Regions from separate parts of the Mus musculus genome. Here region 1 is linked to region 2. A link is a contact called in ENCODE Hi-C or POLR2A ChIA-PET data. All regions are on one chromosome and are shown on one strand. Each heading gives the region's core, a stretch centred on a gene start or an enhancer-like site at or near the end of the contact. The rest is flanking DNA. Distances are from core to core; before and after follow the strand shown.

The links. Hi-C counts contacts between places; a loop is a spot of excess contacts on that map. ChIA-PET counts read pairs that join two places held with the same protein, here RNA polymerase II (POLR2A).
Region 1: a map of adrenal gland shows a loop between it and region 2 (2.6-fold over the local background). The contact joins two enhancer-like sites. A Hi-C loop is called at or near these places in 1 of 37 maps with a recorded cell type or tissue (adrenal gland). POLR2A ChIA-PET finds 5 or more read pairs at or near these places in 4 of 5 experiments (Patski and embryonic stem cell).

What each region holds. Positions count from the first base shown.
Region 1 is chr15:77,796,795-77,799,580 of GRCm38, reverse strand. Myh9 (myosin, heavy polypeptide 9, non-muscle) reads left to right here. Exons shown (of 41, transcript NM_022410.3): 4 at 2,553-2,580. Among named protein-coding and RNA genes, the nearest start is that of Apol8, 43 kb to the right of the region's middle. RefSeq lists an enhancer at 1-1,821. Within about 2 kb of position 1,484, at least 3 of the 3 ENCODE cell types and tissues checked have a DNase peak (open chromatin) inside an H3K27ac peak, as active enhancers do.
Region 2 is chr15:77,763,167-77,765,866 of GRCm38, reverse strand. It overlaps Myh9 (myosin, heavy polypeptide 9, non-muscle), which reads left to right. Exons shown (of 41, transcript NM_022410.3): 35 at 39-167; 36 at 1,274-1,362; 37 at 1,444-1,567; 38 at 1,867-2,075; 39 at 2,537-2,645. Among named protein-coding and RNA genes, the nearest start is that of Apol8, 9.2 kb to the right of the region's middle. Within about 2 kb of position 1,304, at least 1 of the 3 ENCODE cell types and tissues checked has a DNase peak (open chromatin) inside an H3K27ac peak, as active enhancers do.

The DNA of each region.
Region 1 (2,786 bases), core at 235-2,734, 34 kb before region 2:
CAGACTGCAACTTCCAGAAAGTGTTGGAAGGCTCTTGAGGCTTTAGAGGCTGTGTGAGTCACTCTAAGCAGGTGGCTTCTCCGTGCTCAGTGTTGGGGGCCTTACTCAGGTGGAGGAGGAGGCCTCTTGGTAGGGCATCTCTGAAAGCAGTGGCTCAGCAGGGTCTGAGGAAGCAGGTTGGGATTCCTCCGAGCCTGTGTTTGGGCTGCAATGGCAGCGGAGAGGTCAGGTCAAGGGGCAGAGCTAAGGGTCCTAGGTAGGCAGAGGTCTCATGAGTCTGGCTCCGAGCTTTAAGCTTTTGGAGCACATGCAGGCCTGTATGTGTGTGTACATAAGTATATAGCATGCTGTGGATCTATTTACACACAGGAGTCTGTGTAGGTGCTGCTTTGTGCACTGAGTTCCTGCTTGATGTCTGTGCACATATTCTTGTGCACCAGGGCACACACTCTGTGCGTCTGCCTACATGTCTCTGCTTTTGTGCATGTGTGTCCGTGTGGGTTGGCTACCCTGCTTCCTGTTCAGTAGTGAATAATTCTCTGACTCCTCCTCACGTAAAGGAATTCCAGTCATCCAGGGCCTGGGCCTGGACAGCCCTGGGAAACAGTGCCTTCTGAAAGGAATGGAGAATGTTTCCTTTTATGGTAGCACCAGGCACTTTCTGCTCGTGCCTCGCCAGCACAGGCAGGTACATTCTTGCCTGCTCCGGAGCGGTGACTAAACATGCCCGCCTGCAGCCACAGCTGGGGCCGACCACAGGGAGCTGCTGGGGGAGGGCAGGGCCTGGGATGACAGAGATGCTTGCTTCAGCTTCGCGGGCCACACTGCTGTTGGGGAAGAAGGGGTGGAACCAGCTCTCCTCTAGCCTGGCCCCAGCCCCTCCTGCCATCTCACCCAGGCTCTGCTCCACTCTGGCTCAGTCCTTGTCTGGCAGCCTTGAAGAATGCATTTTGGGGAGTGGGGGGACAGGGTGAGGGGAAGGAAGGTTGAGTGCCCCCTTCTCGACTTCTGTCTGAGTAGTTCTCAGGGAGGTGGGGTGGTATTGGTGTGAGTGGGATGATGGGGCTCCCATTCCAAGATGGTTTCCTTTTTTCTTGTTTTTTTTTTTGGTTTTGGTTTGTCAGCTTTATGGTTCACCCTGCCTGGCCTTAGTCCACAGCAAATGGTTCTGCTGCGGCTCCCAAGTGCCTGGCTTGGTGGCTATTTCTTGGGAGATTAGAATGAAGGCTGCAGCTGGGGGCAGAGGCAGCTGCTGCCTGTGTGGGAAGTAAGGCTTCCTGTTCCTGCTTCCTGCATGAGTCCTGATAGAATAGGGATGGCTGTGTGTCCTCAGCACTGTGTGCTGCTGAGATTGGGCCGGCTAGAAAGCTCACCTACAGGAGGGCGGGTGATCTGCCCGGTCAGTCTGCCATTGGACGACTAAGTCTATGTCCCAAGGCCATGCACACAGAAAGCTATGAGTCATTCACCCTTGTCACATGGGGTCCTGAGCCTGTGAGAGAGCAGGAGTGCCAGCATGATGGCCAGTGGCCACCAGTGCCCCTGACCGGTTCTCCTGCTCCCTCATCTCCTCCTTGGGTCACGGCTGCTCTGTCATCGAGATGACAGTGGCCTCCTAGTTTACTGTACTCACAGGGTCAGCACCAGGTTTGTTTTGTGTGTTATATTTATCAAAATAATCATGAAGTAGGGTGGATAGCCAGTGTATGCTGTGCTGTGAAGCGTCACCATCAGGTACCTCACTGCGGTTCTGATGTTGCCAAACTGCCGGGGGCTGGGTCCAACTGCTTTAATTAACTGTACGGTTTGAGGTTGGCGTATTTCCTGGAGCTTGACCATCTTAGCTTAGCTTTCAGAGTGCAGGGAACTGTGGTTGTCCCTCCATGCAAAGGAGAACATTCCTATTTCTTCTTGCTGGATTTGTGAAGCTAGGGTGGCTGTTGGAAGTCCCCGCCACTGGTGCAGAGAGCAGGCTGTCCCAGGTGCATGCCGGAAGCTGCCATTCCTCCGTGGCTCCCTCTGTCCTGTCATCACCGTGCCTTACATGAGCCAAGCACCATGTATGTGGATTCACATGTGTCCCTTTACACGTGCTGCCTCACAACACAGAGAAGTGCATGGGGCTCAGAGAAGGCCACCATCTCTGGTCTTAGACTCTGCGAGGCAGTGGCCCACACTGGGACTGTCCCATTGCAAGCTAGGCCTGCCATGCTGCCTGCTCTGATTTCTGGCCCCTTAAACAGTATTCCTTGCGTAAATGTGGTCAGTGTTGCAGGTGCCTGCCATGGACATTTTTTCCTGATATTCACGGGATGGAGTGGGCAGGGCAGGGGTGTGCAGCCAGAGCTGGGGGCAGGCAGCTGCCTGGGGCTCTGCCATTGTAGGTGTCCCTCATCTGAGGCTGTCCACAGTCAGCCCAGGTTGGAGGCCTGGGAGGGTCCTTTCAGAGAAGCATTTAAGTCTTTTGTTCCTTATCTTGGCAACTCTTGGGATGGGAAGGGAGAGGTGTTTTCCTTCTTATCCAAGGTAACCTGGTGTCCTCTTTGTTGCAGACCGGGAAGATCAGTCCATCCTGTGCACGTAAGTGTTTGTGAGAGGGAGAGGGAGGGAGTGTGTGTGTGTGTGCATGTGCGTGCGTGAGTGTACGCATGTGTGTGTATGTGTGTGTGCACGAGTGTGCGTGTGCGAGTGTACCCATGTGTGTATGTGTGTGTGCGCGCGTACGTGTGGGTGTGTGTATGTGTGTGCATGCGCACCCGCGTGTGTGTGCGCGTGCATGTGTGTGC
Region 2 (2,700 bases), core at 55-2,554:
TGGAAGTAGCTGGCAATGCTGACCTCTCCTTCACACAGGCCCAGATGAAGGACTGCATGCGGGAGCTGGACGACACGCGCGCCTCCCGGGAGGAGATCCTGGCGCAGGCCAAGGAGAATGAGAAGAAGCTGAAGAGCATGGAGGCCGAGATGATTCAGCTGCAGGAGGTGGGCCAGCTGTGGGCTCAGGGCAGCAGCTGCAGGAGGTGGGCCAGTTGTGGGCTCAGGGCAGCAGCTGTAGGAGGTGGGCCAGCTGTGGGCTCAGGAGTAGGAGTCAGCAGGGAGGAATGGCAGAAAGAAACTGAGCAGCCTCCTAAAGGGAGTTAACGGGGTCCCTCTAGAGCTTTATCCTTCAGCTGCACACCTTGCCAAGGTGTGGTGTGTATGTTCATGTATGTGCATGTCTGTAATAGGGAAGAGGGTGAGATGCAGCCCCCAACATGGCAACAGACCCTGCCTGTTAAATGAATATGTGACCCTTGAGTCCACAGTTCATTTCATGAACCAACGCTGTGTTGATTATGAGTTTATCAATTACACAGGGCAACGAGGGGCCTGAGTGCCCCTGGGCTGCTGTTTTAGTTACACATAAGGCACGTAGTGGGAAGAGGTGGGGTGGTGTTTCCAAGTCTGGTGGACTTCCCACAAAGGGCCATCCATCACTGGTTTATGAAGTGCTCAGTTGGACCCTCTGCTCTAGCATGGCTCCTCTCTTCTGCTGGGTCTGGGGTGATCACCTCCATTATCACCATTGTGTATAGTGATCTGAAGGCTTCCACAGCCCATCTGCAGCCCCCATTATCTGGTAGGACTGGCCGGGCGTGGTGGCGCACGCCTTTAATCCCAGCACTTGGGAGGCAGAGGCAGGCGGATTTCTGAGTTCGAGGCCATCCTGGTCAAAGTGAGTTCCAGGACAGCCAGGGCTACACAGAGAAACCATGTCTCGGAAAAAGAAAAAAAAAAAAAAAATCTGGTAGGACCATATGCAGAGAGACCAGCATTGCAGCTCTGTCCACAGTCCTCCCTGTTAGGCCTGGGTGTTTCCTGTTTATAGCCCTGGCTCCTGGCTTAACTCCAGGTTCTTAGACATAGGGGCTTTATAAACACATGCCTAAACTATGCCCCCAGGGTGGACTTAACCCTAGGAGCTAGAGGGGTTCCTGGGAAAGGGCTTTATGGAGGAATGTGCTAAGGACACAGAGAGGATGTGTGGGCTGCTGGCAGTGAAGACTGTGTTGGTCCCAGTGGGTCATGTTTTGGCGTCCATGTGACAGGAACTGGCAGCTGCTGAGCGTGCTAAGCGTCAGGCCCAACAGGAACGGGACGAGCTGGCTGATGAGATCGCCAACAGCAGTGGCAAAGGGTGAGCCAGAGGGAGGAAGCACAGGGTGTTGGGAGAACCTCCTCAGTTGTACGAGCACTCACTTCTCCCGGTCCTCCCCAGGGCCCTAGCATTAGAGGAGAAGCGGCGACTGGAGGCCCGCATTGCCCAGCTGGAGGAGGAGCTGGAGGAGGAACAGGGCAACACGGAGCTGATCAACGATCGGCTGAAGAAGGCCAACCTGCAGGTGAGTGCCAGCACCATAGCAGGCCTTGCACACTGGGCTCCAGACTCTGTCTGAGCTCCTCGTGGTGAAGCAGGCCGTGGCGGGCAGAAGTAGGATGCTCTCTGATTGCTTCTGATCCTGTGAAGGCTTGCGCCTCTGAGACTAGGTTCCAGGAAGTTTCTGGGGCCTAGTCGTGGACAGATCCCTTCCCAAGAGAGCTGGGGTGCTTGTTGGTCCTGGTGTGTGAGGAGGAGAGGGTCCTGCATAGCCCTGCAGCTGGGAACCAACCTTCCTTGAGGTACCGTACTCCCTTCCTACAGATCGACCAAATAAACACCGACCTGAACCTGGAACGCAGCCACGCACAGAAGAATGAGAATGCGCGACAGCAGCTGGAACGCCAGAACAAGGAGCTCAAGGCCAAGCTGCAGGAAATGGAGAGTGCTGTCAAGTCCAAATACAAGGCCTCCATCGCGGCCTTGGAGGCCAAAATTGCACAGCTGGAGGAACAGCTGGACAACGAGACCAAGTAGGTGCCCTACCCAGACTGAGGACACAGTGTTGGCACTAGGTCACCTCAGGTTGGGTCAGGAACCAGTTCTGTCTCCAGGCCCCACAGCCATTCTCACTTGCTCTGAGAAGTACGTGGGTTTGGATGGAAACGCATAGGCCACTTCCAGAACCAGGGCTCTGTGGGCTGTTTGTTTCTAGCGAGAGACTGAGATTTGGTTCAGCAAAACTGAGACTTGGAGGTAATGCGATCATCCTGCGCCCCAAGCCTCAGTTTCTCCGTAGACGAGCTTCGCCACTGACCTCATGGGTCAGCCCAGGTGTCAGCCTGAGACAGCAGCTACTGAGTGTCCAGGAAAGACTAGCACCTTAGCTTAGCCTCCAGGGGCCCCAGGAAGCGGAAGCTCCGGTTGCCATCTTGCTGGCTGAGCTATCTGGTGGAGGGTGCCCCCTTTCAGTCAGCATTTCTCTCCTACCCAGGGAGCGCCAGGCAGCCTCCAAGCAGGTGCGCCGGACGGAGAAGAAGCTGAAGGACGTGCTGCTGCAGGTGGAGGACGAGCGGAGGAACGCGGAACAGTTCAAGGACCAGGTCTGTGCTCTGCAGGGCCTGGGTTCTGTCTGTGCTCAGTAGAGCCTTGGGCTGC